Regions from separate parts of the Homo sapiens genome. Here region 2 is linked to region 1. A link is a loop called in an ENCODE intact Hi-C map of the cell type or tissue named here. Cell type or tissue: natural killer cell. All regions are shown on one strand. Links, peaks and the distances in the headings refer to the core of each region. The heading gives the core; the rest is flanking DNA. Region 1 has its middle 280 kb from the start of ERVE-5. Region 2 has its middle 19 kb from the start of LINC02987.

Evidence for each region. Peaks named below come from ENCODE experiments on the same cell type or tissue, not always from the same donor. Only the 100,000 strongest peaks of a DNase experiment are listed, where the experiment ranks them.
Region 2: it touches region 1 in a loop (5-fold over the local background); 2 of 110 quality-filtered maps call a loop at or near these places.

Annotation. Positions count from the first base shown.
Region 1 is chr19:28,320,158-28,329,488 of GRCh38, reverse strand. No RefSeq gene overlaps it. Among named protein-coding and RNA genes, the nearest start is that of ERVE-5, 280 kb to the left of the region's middle. In natural killer cell, for the core only: CTCF peaks have their summits at 3,756 and 3,958 (motif pointing right); a DNase peak (open chromatin) is centred at 3,958.
Region 2 is chr19:27,769,697-27,779,027 of GRCh38, reverse strand. No RefSeq gene overlaps it. Among named protein-coding and RNA genes, the nearest start is that of LINC02987, 19 kb to the left of the region's middle. In natural killer cell, for the core only: CTCF peaks have their summits at 3,618 and 3,974 (motif pointing left); no DNase peak of the experiment used is centred there.

The DNA.
Region 1 (9,331 bases), core at 2,556-5,055:
CAGATGGCTTGAATTTCTCTTCAGAAAAAAAGATTTTCTTTTATATTGCATTGTCAGGCTGCAAATTTTCCAAACTTTTATGCTTTGTGTCCCTTTTGAAACTGAATGCCTTTAACAGCACCCAAGTCACCTCTTGAATTCTTTGCTGCTTAGAAATTTCTTCTGCCAGATACCCTAATCATCTCTCTCAAGTTCAAAGTTCCAAAAATCTCTAGGGCAGGTGCAAAATGCTGCCAGTCTCTTTGCTAAAACATAGCAAGAGTCATTTTTGCTTCAGTTCCCCACAAGTTCCTCATCTGCATCTGAGACCACTTCAACTTTGAACTTATTGTTCATATCATTATCCGCGTTTTTGTCAAACCCATCGAACAAGTCTCTTGGAAGTTCTAAACTTTCCCACATCTTCCTGTCTTCTGAATCCTCCAAACTGTTATAACCTCTGCCTGTTACCCAGTTCCAAAGTCACTTCCACATTTTCGGGTATCTTCTCAGCAGTGCTCCACTGCACTGGTGCCTATTTACTGTTCTAATGAACATTAGTCTGTCTAATGCTCATTAGTCTGTTTTCATGCTGCTGATAAAGGCACACTTGAGACTGGGAAATTTACAAAAGAAAGAGGTTTAATTAGACTTACAGTTCCACATGGCTGGGGAAGCCTCACAATCATGGTGGAAGGCAAGGAGGAGCAAGTAACGTCTTACGTGGATGGCAGCAGGCAAAGAGAGAGCTTGCACAAAAAAACTCTCATTTTTAAAACCATCAGATCTCATGAGACTTATTCACTATCATGAAGACAGCACAGGAAAGACTTGCCCCCATGATTCATTTACCTCCCACCGGGTCCCTCCCACAACACCTGGGAATTCAAGATGAGATTTAGTTGGGGACACAGCTATATCGGAAGGTTTGCAAAGAAAAAAATCAACCCACAAAAGTCAGACTAATTGGAGAAAAGGCATATAAATGTGTTAATGTGCACACAGGGAGAAAAACACAGAGTAAGGACTCCTACCTCCCAAAGGGGTTCAGAAGCTTACATGCCATCTTGAGGCTACAGAAAAAAATGGGACTTGCCATCAACTGTGGATTGGATAAAGAAATCTACATTTGTGGATTTACATGTTGTACATATATACCGTAGAATACTACACAGCCATAAAAAAGACGAAAGTCATGTTCTTTGCAGCAACATGGATGCAGCTGGAGGCCATTATCCTAAGCCTATTAATGCAGGAACAGAAAACCAAATACTGCATATTCTCACTTATAAGTGGGAGCTGAACATCAGGCACTCATTGACATAAAGATGGGAACGACAGACACTGGGGACGTTACAAGGGAAGGGAAGGGAAGGGGGGCAAGGGTTGAAACACTGTATATTGGGAACTATGCTCACTACCTGGGTGATGGGTTCAATCATGCTACATCCCCTGAATCTAAAATGAAAATTGAAATTAAATAAAAATAATTGGGGCTTGGATTGCGGCAAAACAAATTATGGTGGTAAAACAGGTGATGGGAGGGGGAGAAGATGAGGCCTGGCTAGCATAGGTAGGCTTGTTAAGTAGCTAAAACCTCACAGGTGGCTGCCCTCAGAGAGGGTAGGTGGTAGATGTCTTTTTTAGACCTTAAAAGGTGTCATGATCTCAGTGAATCTTTCCTAGATCCAGACAAGGACAAGGGGAGGCCTCAGAGAAAAACTCGCAGTATCAGTGCAGCTTCCCTACAGATGCAAATCTCCCCCCACAGAAGACAGCTTTGCAGGGAGACTTCTGTTTGCCAGATCTCTGAACAGCCATCTCAAATTATTTCAAAAATATATTTTGGGGTAAAATATTTGGTTTCCCTAACTGCTTACAATAGTGTGGCTAGATCCTGAAGAATTTACATAGATTGTAGCATCTCTAAGTGGCAGGTTCTGCCATCACCTCTACTGTAGAAGTGAGGAAACTGAAGCTCAGGGAGTTTAAGTCACTGGCCAAGTGCACGAAGCAAGTAGTTGGTGAAGCTCTTACTTGCTGTGCTTTGAATCTTCTTTTTCAGTTATACTCTTCCTTATGCCACACCTCCTTCAGACCTGGAGGGCAGGGCATCATCTCAGCGTGCCTCCCGCCCAGGCACAGTGGGAGGGAAGCATTAGTAAGGGCTTAGCAAGTGTTTAACGAGTAAAAGAATGAATGCTAAGAACGGCTGAACTGTGATATGAAGGTGGGATGTATTCACAGTTCATATTTACTTGGGTTGGTGGGGCACGGTACGCAGATGTTATAATTCTGGATGAAAATCGAAAAGCAATTCGTGAGTGCTTACAGAGAAGCCAGCATGGCCATCACTAGATAAAAGGGTACTTTTCCAGCCTGGAGATACAAATATCATCTTTGCAGGTTTGCACGGCTTTCCCCAAGTCTTTTTTGAAAACTCTGCATGACAGAAATTCTAAATGAGTTTCCTCTCAGTTACCAGATACTTTGGAAGGGAGCTCTTGCCCAGATTTGCCATGCAATTCGCTGCCGGAAAACTCCATCATCCTTACCTGTCTCAGAGGGCAAGTTTTCCCATCTAATTATCTGAAGCAGCAGCTGGGGATCTAAGTAAAAGCTGGAGGGTTTCCACACAATTGCTATAGACTAGCTGCCTGTCTTTTAAGATAGTGGCCTGACAATTTGAGGAGACACTGCAGAGTTCCTTAGCAATGTTGCCTCGACTGTGACCTACCAAAGCTATTTATATGTGGATAAAAATGCAATCCAAACTCAACAGTAGCTTATTTTTAGTTCTCCTGGAGTGAAAATGCCCCTATAAATTGCCAGTTCTGGCAACTTTGCCTGCAGTTTTTGATTTTATTTAAATGAATGCCCACTGTTGACAAGATATATTGATAAGCCCACGTCTTCAAGATCAACCCACAGATGTAAAACATGATCAGCTACTGCAGAGAGGCCTTTGATTCCAGGAAATTGTCATGTTCCGTAGGCAAAGGTTCACTCTTTTTCTGTTGCTGGAGATCCTCTGTATTTTAACACAAGTGCTCCTCAGTTACACAGGGAAGACTCACTTAGAGATTTCCTGGGTCCATAGCAGCTTTATGAGGACAGAGGGATTTTAAAGGAAGGTACAGTCTGCGTGCAATACCTGGAGTAATTCTGCACCTTTGAGGGATATTTAAAGCCAGATTAACTGATTCTCGGTTCACTCTAAATAAGAGTTGATAATATGAACTCCCTTTGCATTTGAAGTCACTGAATCTTAAAAATAAAAAAGGGAAGTAAGATGTTGGTCCCGAAGTTGCTAATGGAGACAATGTCACTTGGGCCTCCTGGTAAAACACTGGCCTTTGCGTCTCTCCTCTTTCCTTCCTCCCGTTTATCCATTCATGCAAGCGCACGTGTTGCATTGGAGGCTCTACTCCGGCCACTGTTCCCAATGGTGGGACATGGCAGTGAGGAAGGCAGGTAAGACTCTACTCTCATCAAATTTCAACATAGGGCGTGAGGGTGTGGGAAAGGCAGGAAATATGCAGGTAAATAGATGAATAAAGAAAGTATTTTCAATGCGAAAAGGGCTATGAAGAAAAATGAAACTTGTGTCTTGTAGAGAGTGATGTGTGGAGTGCAGTGGCTCCTTTAGATGCAGTGAGTAGAGTTTTCAGAGGAGGTGACCTCTCAGCCAGTACCCGGGTGAAGAGGACGCCGCCTATCAGAGGGGCTGAGGAAGGGGAGCTGCACATAGAGGACAAGTCAGGCAGCCCTGACCTGAGGCTGCGCACTGCCTCCTGGGAAAAGGTTAAAAACCTGAGAAAGTCCTGAGTTGAAAATGTGGAGCTTGTCTGTGCCTCCCAGGACAAAGAGGGGAACCAGGGGAATGCAGATGATTCTCCTCCAAGCGCTTCCACCAGAATTTCACTCTTGGAAAAAACGCTTTTTCAGGTATTGGTTATTTTCCTGCTTGGCCACTTGATGGCACTGTTGCCCGTATAATTTTGCTAGGTCCCTGTTGAGGATGGTGTTGGAAATAATGACATTGTGTCTTCCTGAGACAGACTTTTTTTTTTTTTTTTTTTTTTTTTTTTTTTTTTTTTACCATGTTAAGAAACAATTTGCTACTGCTGAAATTCTTTTCCACCAGGAAGGGCTGCTTTCACCCAAAACCTAGAAGAGGGTGGCTATTTCTGTAGACATAGGTCTAAAAAAAGTCTTTATGGATTTTGGAACCCCAAGAACCACCAAATTCTCAGTCTCAATAAAACTGCCCAGTGACTCACCTCACCCTTGTAAACCAAAAGGTATCTGAGGCAAGTCTCAATCAATTTAGAGGTTTATTTTGCCAAGGTTAAAATAACCTTGGCACAGCCTCGGGACATCCTGACGACATGTGCCCAAGGTGGTCAGGCTACAGCTTGGTTTAATACATTTTAGGGAGACATAAGACATCAATCAATAGCTGTAAGATGTACATTAGTTCATCCCAGAAAGGTGGGACAACTTGAAGGCAGTGGGGTTGGGGAGGCTTCGAGGTTATAGGTGAATTCAGAGATGTTTCTATTGGCAATTGGTTGAAAGAGTTAAGATCTAGAATCAACAGAAGGGAGTGCCCAAGTTCAGATAAGGGGCTGTGGAGACCAAGATTCTTATTGTGCAGATGAAGCCTCCAGGTTGCAGACTTCAGAAAGAATAGATTGTGAATGTTTCTTATCTGACTTTTAAAAAGTGCCAGACTCTTAGTTAATTCTCTCCTGGATCAGAGAAAAGATCTGGAAGGAAAAGGGGATTCGCTACAGAATGTAAATTTTTCCCACAGGAGACAGCTTTGCAGGGCCATTTTAAAATGTGTAAAGAAATCTATTTTAGGGTAAAATATTTTGATTTCTTTCAGGGCCTGATACCTTTCATGTGATGCTACACTACATTCAGGCTGGAATTTGGTGTCTTATTGCTACAAAAAGTCTTAAGATCTCTGTTTTAATGTTGATGCTGGTCAGTTGTGCCTGAATTCCAATAGGGGGAGCGTATGTATGGTGAAGGGTATCCGGCCCTTGCCTCCTCATCATGGCCTGAACTCGTTTTTCAGGTAAACTCTGGAATGAATGCTCTTGGCCAAGAGGAAGGGTCCATTCAGATGGTTGGGGAGCTTAGAATTTTAGTTTTAGTTTACATCCCTGAGGCAGAGTGGGATTTCTAGGGAGTGAGAGATGCTAAAAAAAAATGTTCATCTGGGAAAGCCGGCATAACAGCCACACAATTAGCAAGACGCTCCCTCAATAAACCTTGGGAACTGGTTGCTGTGAGGAATGGAGGAAATTCCATCCCCTGATGAGAAGCTTATCAAGTCACTTAATACTCTGCATAACACTGTGCCATTTTGCATTGGAAAGCCTTGTATCCTGCAGAGAGGACGAGTGATGGAGTGGATACACACGGCTGCTAGTGCAAACCTGTAAGCCAAGGTGAGTCCCATTTTCAACCTCGAGTCCCATTCTCCTGGAGACCAACCTTCCTCTGTGGCCCACACTGCACCCTACAGACACTGTCAACATTTCCTTCTGTTTGGGTGTAACTTTTGCGTTCCTACAGCTCTAAAACCAGCATTGTTGGCACAGCCTGCTGTTTCTTGAAAAGCAGCTTAACCTCTTTACCTCTTTACCTTTACTTATCAAAATAGGTTCCTAGTGGCCACTGAAGCTGTCAGAGGCATTTGAACCAGAGCAACTCCATTTTCAATAGAGGCTGGGTAAAATAAGGCTGAGACCTATTGGGCTGCATTCTTAGGAGGTTAGGAGTTCTAAGTCAGAGGATGAGATAGGAGGTTGGCACAAGATACAGGTCATAAAAACCTTGCGATAAAGGTGGGACACAGTGGCTCACACCCGTAATCCCAGCACTTTGGGAGGCCGAGGTGGGTGGATCACGAGGTGAGGAGTTCAAGACCAGCCTGGCCAAGATGGTGAAAATCTATCTCTACTAAAAATACAAAACAAAAAAAAAGTAGCTGGGCATGGTGGCAGGTGCCTGTAATCCAAACTACTTGGGAGGCTGAGGCAGAGAATTGCTTGAACCCAGGAGGCGGAGGTTGTAGTGAGCCGAGATCATGCCGCTGCACTCCAGCCTGGGTGACAGAGCAAGACTGTCTCAAAAAAACAAAACAAAACAAAACAAAAACTTGCTGATAAAACAGGTTGTAGTAAAGAAGCTGGCTAAAACCCGCCAAAAGATGGTGATGGAATTGACCTCTAGTCATCCTCATGGCTTATTATATGCTCATTATAATATTTTAGCATGCTAAAAGACACTCCCACCATTGCCATGACAGTTTACAAATGCCATTGCCATGTTAAGAAGTTACCCTATATGGTCTAAAAAGGGAAAGAATCCTCAGTTCAGGGAGTTTCCCACTCGTTTCCTGGAAAGCTCATGAAAAATCCACCCCTTGGTTAGCACATAATCAAGAAGTAACAATAAGTATCATTAGCAGCTGAAGCGGCTCTCTGCCTTTAGAGTGGCCATTTTTTATTCCTTCACTTTCTCTAATAAACCTGCTTTCACTTTATGAACTCACCCCAAATTGTTTCTTGTGTGAGATCTAAGAACCCTGTCTTGGGGTCTGGATCGGGACCCCTTTTTGGTAACAAAGTCTCTACTTATTTAGCTTAGTGGCCAGCTAATAACTGGACAGAGGTTTCTTTAAATGCCTGGAATGAAATATCTCTCAGTCTTTGCAGATGGGTTTTCTGCGTCTGTTGGGGCACATGGTCAGCACTCTGCCAGGAAATTGGCAACTCTGTCTCAACTTTCCTTCCCGCTCCTGCAGGGCCTCAACTTCAGTCAGTGGTGAGTGCTTAGGGCCTTCTCCGGTTCCTGGACATGTGCAAAGCCCTACTGGACAGATTCTCAGGGTCTTATAGATTCCCAGGAATGTGACAAAGCTTTTCAGGGTCCTTATGGACATCTCATTCCTCAGCTTTTCCTTTAAGCTTTTCATTAGTCTATTGTTTGCCCCAAATGCTATCCATTACCTCGGGCAGCTGTACCCGTTGAAACACTAGTAAATGCTACAGGCAAATGCTCCTCCCTCCCCCAAGGCTTTTAGTACTGGGCCACTAATAAAGACAAGGTCTTTCAGGGAAGCACTAGACAGGTCAAATAATGACTCTCTTTGGGAATGAGATCTATTCTATCCCTTTCAGTACAGGGAGTGCAGGTGATTTCCAAGGCTGCTGCTGAGCTGGAGCAAGAGGATGAGACTAGGGCAAGTCAAAATGCTACAAAGCCCTCGGTTCTTACTGGGATTCAGCTGCTTTTCTTACATAAACACTCCCTGGGGTGTTGCAAGCAGTTGGTGAATTTTCAGAGTTCTGAAAAAGTTGTTTCTGGCCATTTTTGCCAGTTTTTTTTATGGCTTTTATGGAGGAGTGAACTTTCAGAGGTTCTGTACTCTGCTGCCTTCCTGATGCTTATCTGCTCCTTTCCTTTTGGAGCTGGGATGAACCTGTCTAGCCATGTTGAAGCCACATCTGCATAGCATCAGACAGCCCATCAGTTTATGTCAATGAGACTGAGGTAACACTGCCGTAAGCTACGACATACAGCTGTCTGTATTATTGTCCCCTAAAGTGCAGAGAACTCTCCAAAAACAGTTGATTTTTACCTCACAGTTGATTACTAAGAAAAAATACAACCTCAAATTAAACTCCAAGTGGGAGAATGCTGCAATGTTAAAATTGTCATAATTCTCAATTCGGTACAGACATGTCACTCCAGTCCGATATTGTCATTGGCCCATTCACTCAGTCTCTGTTGAACAGCTGGTATCAATTGAACCTGGTGGCCTGGAAGAGGCAGAGCTGAATAAGATGTAGTCACCTCCTAAAGGAGGTGAAGGAGACAGCCAGACCCAGCAGCTCCTGGCTCAAGGGCTCTGAGGAAGGGGTGTGCAATGGCCCCAACAGACCTCCTGAATAAGGTGGCATTTGGGTTCAATGGGTTTGGGCAAAAGTATTTATCCTCATAAATATTCTTGACTTAAAGATCTTTTAAATTTTTTATTTCTATTTTGTAAAATTTCAATGGCTTTGGGGGTACAAGTTGTTTTTGATTACACAGATGAATTGTACAGTGGTGAAGACGGAGATTTTAGTGCGCCCGTCACCTAAGTAGTGTACATTGTACTCAATAAGTAGTTTATTTTCTCTCACCTTCCTCCCACCCTCCTGCTTTTGAATCTCCACACTTCATTATATTACTCTGTATGTCTTTGCGTACCCATAGCTTAGCTCCCACTTATAAGTGAGAATGTTCAATATTTGGTTTTCCATTCCTGACTTACTTCACTTAGCATAATGGCCTCCAGCTCCATCTAAGTTGTTGCAAAAGACATTATTTTGTTCCTTTTTATGGCTGAGTAGTATTTCATGATTGTGTGTTGGCCTATCAGTTGATGGGCACTTAGGTTGATTCTATGTCTTTGCAATTGTGAATTGTGCTGTAATAAACATATGCATGCAAGTGTTTTTTTGATTTAGTGACTGTTTTTGGGAGGTAGATACCCAGTAGTGGAATTTCTGGGTAGAATGGTAGATCTACTTTTAGTTCTTTGACAAATATCCACATCTTTTTCCACAGAGGTTGTGCTAATTTACAATCCCACCAGCTGCGTATAAGCGTTCCATTTTCACTACATCCACACCAACATCTATTGCTTTTTGACTTTTAAAAAATAGCCGTTCTGACTAGGATAAAGTGGTGCCTCATTGTGGTTCTAATTTGTATTTCCCTGATTAGTGATGTTGAGCATTTTTTCATCTGTCTGGTGGCTTTCTGTGTGTCTTATTTTGAGAAATGTGTATTCATTCAACTCAAGGATTTTATCCTTGCTTTTGTTTCTTCCTGGAATGTTCTTACTTCACTTACCTGGGTCTCTCCTCTCATTCAGGTCTCAATGCCAAGGTCTTCCCTGAGGACCTGATCTAGTTTCTCTTTCCCTATTGAGATGGAGCAGGAGCCCCCTTTATTAGGGGCCTGCAGACCCCAAACATGGAAATCAAGGAGAATCATGATTGCCTTCAAGGGAAGTTCCAGGCACCTAGCTAGCTCCAGAAGTCAATAAGTAACTTATTAAAAAAGAAGGCAATAGTAGCCTAAAGGACACCTGAGGAAATTAGAGTCCTAGGGATGTTTGTTTTTCCTAAAGAATCCAAGGAGAACATCTTAACCTGTACTTCTGAGTTGTCTTTCAGAAACTCAGACCCCCACTGGGGACCCACACTGAAGGGATCAGCCAATATGCAGACCTCAGGTAAGTGGGAAGTGAAGACTGAACTTTAACCATCATCTTTTG
Region 2 (9,331 bases), core at 2,688-5,187, 550 kb after region 1:
AAAAAAAAAATTAAAAGGTAAACTTCACCGTGCAGGAAGAAGCATAGGAAAAGAGAGAGAGAAAAGAACAAAGAAAAAAAAGAATAGCAAGTCTCTCCAAGTACTATGGAAACAAACAGAAAGTGGAATTAGGAAAAAAGAGAGGAAGAAGGTCTGAGTAGTCCAAGGGACACGGGAGGCCAGTTGGGAAGACCGCCCGGGCGAGACCAGGAAGATCAAGGCCACAGTGAATCACGATCCCATCCCTCTGCTCAACCTGAATTGTACTGCTGCTGGCGAGAGAGATCTGGTCGACCTTAGACATGGCAAGGCGAGAGGTGAGGTCCATCAGGTCGACCTTAGTCCAACGCTCACAGCCGACATCTCTCTCAAAATAAATAAACAAATCCAACAGTAAATATTTAACAATGACAAAAAAATTAAAGAACAATACATAAACAGGTTGCAGTTAACAAAAGTAAAAAGTAATTAATATCACAATTAAGATCTTCTCCCCTGTCTCTCTGTTTGTCACACCCAGGCTGGAGTGTGTGACAAAATAAAAAATCTAAAAGATCAACTTTATTGTGCAGGAAGGAATGTAGGAAAATAGAGAAAAGAACAAAGAAGAAAAACAAAAGCAAATCACTCTAAGTACTGTTACTGTGGAAACAAACTAAAAGTGGGTTAAAAAAAAAAAAAAACAGAGGCTGGGCGTGGTGGCTCATGCCTGTAATCCCAGCACTTTGGGAGGTCAAGGCAGGCAGATCACGAGGTCAAGAAATCAAGGCCATCCTGGCCAACATGGTGAAATCCCGTCTCTACTAAAAATACAAAAATTAGCTGGGCTTGGTGGCGTATGCCTGTAGTCCTAGCTACTCAGGAGGCTGAGGAAGGAGAATCATTTAAACCCAGGAGGTGGAGGTTGCAGTGAGCCAATATCAGCCACTGCACTCCAGCCTGGCAACAGAGTGAGACTCCATCAAGATCAACAACAACAAGAACAGCAAAAAACAGATGAAGAAGGTCTGAGTAGTCTCAGGTACACGGGGGGCCCCCCAAGATGGGAAGACCACCCGGGTAAAACCTGGGAGTCTGAGTTCTCAGTGAATCGGGAATGCATCCCTCTGCTGGACCTGAATGGTACTGTCACCAGCAAGAGGCATCTGGTCAACCTTAGACGTGGCAAGCTGATGGCTAAGTCCAACACTTGCAGCCGAAATTGGTCTCAAAATAAATAGACAAAAAATCCGATGGTAAATATTGAACAATAACGAAAAATAATAACAATATTAAGGACCAATAAATAAATAAGTGGGAGTGAACAAAGGTAAAAGATAATTATCACAATGAAGATTATCACAATGAAGATTTTCTCCTCTCTCTCTCTTTCTCAATTTGTCATGCCAGGCTAGAGTGTGACAGAAATCTAAAAGATCAACTTCATCGTGCAGGAAGGAGCATAGAAAAATAGAGAAAAGAAGAAAACAGCAAACCATTCTGAGTACCGTGGAAACAAACTAAAAGTGGGCTTAGAAGGAAAACAGAGGAAGAAGGTCTGAGTAGTCCCAGGGACTCCAGAGGCCAAGATGGGAAAGCCACCCAGGCGAGACAGGGGAGATGGAAGCCACAGGGAATCACTATCACATACCTCTGCTGGACCTGAATGGTCCTGGCGCCAGCTAGAGCCATCTGGTCGACCTTAGACATGTCAAGGCAGGAGCCATCTGATCGACCTTAGACTTGGCAAGCTGGTGGCTAAGTCCAGTGCTCACTGCCGACATCTGTCTCAAAATAAACAAAAAGTCCAACAGTGAATATTTAACAATAACAAAAATATAATACCAAACAATATTAAAGACCAATAAATAAGTGGGAGTGAACAAAGGTAAAAGGTAACTAATATCACAATTAAAATATTCTGCTATCTCTCACTCTCTCTCTTCCCCTTTCCATTTGTCACACCCAGGCTGGAATGTGACAAAAAAATATAAAAGGTCAATTTCATCATGCAGGAATGAGTGTAGAAAAAGGGAGAAAAGAACAAAGAAGAAAAACAACAGCAAGTCTCTCTAAAACTTCAGTTAGTTTCACTGTAGAAAAAAAAATTGAAAGTGGGGTTAGGAAAAAAAGGAAGGAGGAGGATAAGTTCAGGTAGCCTGAGGGACTAGGGAAGCCAAGTGGGAAGACCACCTGGGTGACACTGGGAAGATCGAGACCACAGTGAATCATGATCACATCCCTCTGCTGTACCTGAATAGTACTTCCAAAGGCAGGAGCCATCTGGTCATCCTTAGTCATGGCAAGGCGAGAGCCATCTGGTTGACCTTAGATAAGGTGAGAGCCATCTGGTTGACCTTAGACTTGGCAAGCTGGCAGCTAAGTCCAATCCTCTCAGCTGACATCTTGGAGAGAGAGACAGACAGACAGACACAAACAGCGAGACAGGAGAAAATCTTAATTGTGTTATTAATTACTTTTCACCTTTGTTCACTCCAAACAGAAAAAAATCCAACAGTGAATATTTAACAATAACAAAGATATAACTACAAACAATATTAAAGACAAATAAATGGGAGTGAACAAAGGTAACAGGTAATTAATATCACAATTAAATTCTTCTAATCTCTTTCTATCTCTCACTCTCGATTTCTCTCTGTCAACTTCATCAAGCAGGAAGGAGCACAGGAAAATATAAAGAGAAAACAAGAAAAAAATAGAAAGTCACTCTAAGGACTGTGGAAACAAACTGAAAGTAAGGTTAGGAAAAACAAAGGAAGGATGTCGAAATAGTCTGAGGGAATCAGGAGGCCGAGATCATCAGAAGGCCACCCTGTAGAGACCTGGAAGACGCCCAGGGCACAGTGAATCACGATCCGATCCCTCTGCTGGACCTGAATGGTACTGCTGCTGCTGAGAGCCATCCTCTCGACCCTAGACTTACCAAGCTGGTGGCTAAATACAACCCTCGTGGGAAGATCTGTCTCAAAAGAAAAAAATCCAACAGGGAATATTTAACAGTAACAAAGAACTAACCATAACAATATTAAAGACAAATAAATAAGTGGGAGTGAACAAAGGTGAAAGGTCAATTATATCACAATTAAGATCTTCTCTCTCTTTCTCCATTTGTCACAACCAGGCTGGATTGTTCCAAAAAAAAAAAATCTAGAAGGTCAAATTCATCATGCAGGAAGGAGGGTAAGAATATATATAGAGAGAAAAGAACAGAGAAGAAATACAACAGCAACTCACTGTAAGTACTGTAGAAACAAACTGAAAGTTGGGTTAGAAAAAAAAAAAGAAGAAGGTCCAAGTAGTCTGAAGGACTCGGGAGGCCAAGATGGGAAGTCCACCCAGATGACACCGGGGAGATCGAGGCTGCAGAGAATAAGGATCACATCCCTCTGCTGGACCTGAATGGTACTGATGCTGTTGAGAGCCATCTGGTCCTCAGACATGGGAAGGCAAGAGCCATCTGTTCGACCTTAGACATGGCAAGATGAAAGCTAAGTCCAGTGCTCGCTGCCAACACGTTTCTCAAAATAAATAAACAAAAATTTCAACAGTAAATATTCAACAATAACAAAGAAATAATAACAACTTTAAAGACCAATAAGTAAATAAGTGAAAGTGAACAAAGGTAATAGGTGATTAATATCACAATTAAGATCTTCTATCTCTCTACTTCTCTGTTACTCTCTAGCTGTCTCTGTTTGTCAAACCCATGCTAGAGTGTGATTAAAAGAAATATAAAAGTCAACTGCTTCCTGCAGGAAGGAGCATAGGGACATAACGAGAGAAAAGAACAAAGGAAAAAAAAAAAAAACAGCAAGTCACTCTATGTATGTGGAAACAAACTGAAAGTGGGGTTAGAGAAAAAAAAGAAGGTCCGAGTAGTCTGAGGGACTCAAGTGGCTGAGATGGGAACACCAGCCGGGTGAGACTGGAGAGATCAAGGTTACAGTGAATCACAATTACCTCCCTCTGCTGGACCTGAACGGTATTACCGGAGGCAAGAGCCATCTGGTCGACCTTAGACATGGCAAGGCAAAAGTCCTCTGGTTGACCTTGGTCCAATGCTCGTGGCTGACATCTCTCTCAAAATAAGTAAGCAGAAAATCCACCAGTGAATATTTAACAATAAAAAAAGATAACATTGTGTCAATAAATAGGAGTGAACAAAGGTGAAAAGTAATCGATAACACAATTAAGATGTTCTCCTCTCTCTCTCTCTCTCTGTTTGTAACACCCAGACTGGAGTGGGTTCATATTTATCATGCTGGAAGGAGTGTAGAAAAATAGAGGAATGAAGAAGGAAAACAACGCAAGTCATTCTATGTACTGTGGAAACAAACTGACAGTGGGTTTAGAAAAAAACAACAGAGGAAGAAGGTCTGAGTAGTCCCAGGTAATTGGGAAACCGAGAAGGGAAGACCACTCGGGTGAGACCAGGGAGATCGAAGCCACAGTAAATCACGATCACATCCCTCTGCTGGACCTGAACGGTACTGCCGCCTGCAAGAGCCATCTGGTCGACCTTAGACATGACAAGGCGAGAACCATCTGGTCAACCTTAGACATGGCACTCTTGTGGCTAAGTCCAACTCTAGTTGCTGAAATACGTCTCAAAAAAACAAAAACAATCCAACAGTAAATGTTTTACAAAAACAAAAAAATAAACAATATTAAAGAACAATGTATAAATAAGTGGGAGTGAACCAAGGTAAAAGGTAATTAATATCACCATTAAGATCTCCTCTCTTTCTCTTTTTCTCTCCATTTGTGATACCCAGGCTGGAGTGTGACAAAGGAAAATCTAAAAGGTCAACTTCATTTACAGGAAAGAGCATAGGAAAACAGACAAAAGAACAAAGAAGAAAAACAATAGCAAGTCACTCTAAGTACTGTGGAAATAAACTAAATGTCAGGTTAGGAATAGAACAGTGAAAGAAGGTCCCAGTAGTCCCAAGGACTCGGGAGGCTGAGACACGAAGACTGCCCAGGTGAGACTACAGAGACTGAAGTTGCAGTGAATCATCACATCCTGCTACTGGACTTGAACAGTACTGCTGCTGATGAGAGCCATCTGGGCGACCTTCGACATGGCAAGGTGCGAGCCATCTGATCAGCCTTAGACATGGCAAGGCAAGAGCCATCTGGTCAACCTTAGAAGTGACAAGGGACAGCCACCTGGTCGACCTTTGACATGGCAGGATGACAGCCATCTGGTCGACCTTAGAGATGGGAATGCAAGAGGCTTCAGGTCCACCTTCAACATGGTAAGGCTAAAGCCATCTTGTCCAGCTTAGACATGGCAAGGCAAGAGCCATATGGTCCACCTTAGTCATGGGAAGGCAAGAGCCATCTTGTTGACCATAGACATGGTAAGGTGGGAGCCATCAAGTCTGCCTCAGACATAGCAAGGTGAGAACCATCTGGTCAACCTCAGACATGGGAAAGTGAGAGCCATCTGATCTACTTCAGACATGGCAAGGCAAGAGGCATCTTGACCTCAGACATGGCAAGGAAAGAGCCATCCGGTCGACTTTAGAGATGGAAATGCGAAAAGGGTTTGGGTCCACCTTAAGCATGGAAAGGCAAGAGGCATCTGGTCTAGTTTAGGCATGGCAAGGCAAGAGACATATGGTTTACCTTAGTCATGGGAAGGTGAGAGCCATCTGGTCGACCATAGACATGGCAAGGTGGGAACCATCAAGTCCACTTCAGACATGGCAAGGTGAAAGCCATCTTGGTCAACCTTAGACATAGGAAGTTGAGAGCCACATGGTCTACTTAAGGCATGGCAAGGCAACAAGCATCTGGTCAACCTCAAACATGGCAAGGCAAGAGCCATCTGGTCAACATTAGAGATGGTAATGCAAGAGGCTTCAGATCCATCTTAGACATGGTAAGGCAAGAAGCATCTCATCTAGCTTAGACATGGCAAATCAAGAGCCATGTGGTCCACCTTAGTCATGGGAAGGTGAGAGCCATCTCGTTGACCATAGACAGGGCAAGGTGGGAGCCATCAAGTCCACCTCAGACATGGCAAGGCGAGAGCCATCTAGTCTGCCTCAGACATGGCAAGGTGAGAGCCATCTGGTTAACTTTAGACATGGGAAGGAGAGCCAACTGGTTGGCCTCAGACATGGAAAGGCTAGAGCCATCCAGTCGACCTCAGAAATGGGAAAGAGAGAGCCATCTGGACAACCTTAAACATGACAAAATGAGAGCCATCTGGTAGACTTTAGACATAGAATGGCAAGAGCCATCTGGTCAATCGTAGATGTGGCAAGGTGAGAGCCATCTGATTGACCTAGACATGGCAAGGTGAGAGACATCTGGTCGACTGAAGACAAGGAAAAATGAAAGCCATCTGGTTGAGCTTAGACATGGCAAGGCAAGAGTCATCTGGCCGACCTTAGACATGGAAAAAGAAGAGCCATCTGTTTGACCTTAGACATGGCAAGGCAAGATCCATCTGGTCAACCTTAGACATGGCAAGGTGAGAGCCATCTTGTTGAACTCACTCGAAGAGGAGACCCATCTGGTCAACCTCAGACATGGCAAGGTGAGAGCCATCTGATCGACCTTAGACATGGCAAGGTGAGAGCCATCTGGTCGACCTTAGATATGGCAAGGTGAGAATCATCTGGTCAATCTTAAACATGGCAAGGTGAGATCCAACTTGACCTTAGATATGATGAGGTGAGAACCAACTGTTCAATCTTAGACATGGCTAGGCAAGTGCCATCTGGTCCACCTTAGATATGGCAAGGCGAGAGCCATCTGGTCGACCTTAGACATGGCAAGGTGAGAGCTGTCTGTTCATCTTAGACATGACAAGCTGGCAGCTAAATGCGATGCATGCAGTCGACATCCATCTCAAAATAAATGAACCAACAGTAAATATATAACAATAACAAGGAAATAATAGTGAACAACCCTAAAGACCAAATAATTAAGTAGGAGTGTACAATAATAAAAGGTAATTAATGTCGCAATTTAAAAAAACTCCTCTCTCTCTCTGTCTCTCTCTCTATTTGTCACACACAGGGTGAAGTGTAACCAAAAAAAAAAAAAAAATCCAAAGGTCAAACTCAGTTTGCAGGAAGGAGCATAGGAGAATAAAGGATGGAACAAAGAAGAAAAAGAACAGCAAGTTACTCTGAGTATTGTGGAAACAAACTGAAATTAGAGTGAGAGAGAGAGAGAAAAAAAAAGAAGGTCCGAGCAATCTCAGATATATGAGAGGCCAAGATGGGAAGATCACTTGGGTAAGACTGGGAAGATTGAGTCTGCAGTGAGTCACAGTCGCATCATTCTGCTGGATTTGAATGGTACTGCTTCTGGCCCAAGTTGTCTGGGCAACCTTAGACATGGTAAGGCAAGAGCCATCTGATCAACATTAGACATGGCAAGGTGAAAGCCATCTGGTCGACAGGGATTCTAATAGAAGACACTCTGGGCCGATGGCAGACGTCTAATAATAGAGACAAAGGGTGAGCCCGGACATTTTAATGGGAGAGAAGCCTGGATGACCCCAGGTATTCTAATGTTAGAAACACCTACGTGACTCCAGGCCTCCTAATGGTGGAGACTCCCAGCCTACCCCAGGCATTCTCTTGTGAGAGACTTCTGGCTGACCCCAGGCAGTCTATTTATGGAGACACCTGGGAGACCCCAGGCATTCTGGGAGGAACTCCTGGCCAACCGCAGGGAGTCTAATGATAGAAACACCTGAACGACCACAGGAATTCTAATGGAAGAGACCCCTGGCAGGCCCCAGGCAGTCTAATGATAGAGGCACCTGGGTGGCCCCAGGTATTCTAACCAGAGAGACTCCTGGCCAACCCCAGGCAGTCTAATCATAGAGACACCTGGGTGACCCCAGGCATTCTAATGAGAAAGACTCCCGTGTGACAGCAGGCAGTCTAATGATAGAGACACCTGGGTGACCCTAAGCATTCTAATAGGAAAGACTCCTGGCTGACCCCAGGCAGTCTAATGATACAGATACCTGGGTGACCCCAGGCATTCTAATGTGAGAGATGCCCTGCTACATTCAGGAAGTCTAATGATAGAGACAATTTGACGACCCCAGGCATTCAAATGGGAAGGCTCCCAGCCAACCCCAGGCATTCTAATGGCAGAGACTCCCCGCTGACCCTAGGCATTCTAATGATAGAGACACCTGGGCCACCCCAGGTATGGGAGAAACTCTCAGGTAAACTCAAGTATTCTAACAGAGGTACTCCTGGCTGGCCCCAGGCAGTCTAATGATAGAGACAGCTGGGTGACCACGGGTGTTCTAATGGGAGAGACTCCTGGTCAACCCCAGGCAGTCTAATTATTAAAGACACCTGGGCTACCCCAGACATTCTAATGGGAGCAACTCCCGACCAACCCCAGGCAGTCTAATGATAGAGACATGTGGGCCATCACAAGAATTCTAATGGAAGAGGTTCCTGGCTGACCCCAGGAGAGACACCATTCTAATGGGAGAGACTCTGGGCCGTTTCCAGGCTGTCTAATGATAGAGAAACCTGGGCGACTGCAGGCATTTTAATGAGAGCGGCTCCTGTCCGAACACCAGCAGTCTAATGATAGAGACACCTGGGCAACCCCAGACATTCTAATGGGAGAAAATCCTGTGCAATCCCAGGCAGTCTAATTATAAAGACACCTGGGCAACCCCAGGCATTCTAATGGGAGAGACCCCCGGCTGACACCAGGCATTCTTATGGGAATGACTCCTGGCTGAGCCAGGCAGTCTAAAGATAGAGACACCTGGGCATACCAAAGCATTCTAATGGGATAGACTAACGGCTGACCCAAGGTAGTCTAATGATAGAGACACCTGGATGGCCCCAGGCATACTAATGGAAGAGACTCCTGGCTGACACCAAGCATTCTAATGATAGAGACAACTGATCAACCCTAGGCATTGAAATGGAAGAGACTCCTTCTCGAACCCAAGCATTCTAATAATAGAGACAGCTAATCAACTACAGGCATTTTGGAGAAACTCCCGATCAACCACAGACATTCTAATAATAGAGACACCTGGGCGACCACAGGCATTCCAATGGGAGAGACTCCTGGCCAACACCAGGTGGTCTAATTATAGAGACACCTGGGTGACCCCACGCATTCAAATGGGAGAGACTCCTGGCCGACCCCAGGTGGTCTAATTATAAAAAAAAAAAAACCTAGGTGACCCCAGTCATTCTAATGGCAGAGACTATCAGCTGAACCCAGGTATTCTAATGGGAGAGACTCCTGGCTGACCCTAGACTACCTTAGGTAGTCTAGTTATAAACACACCTGGCCAAACCCAGGCATTTTA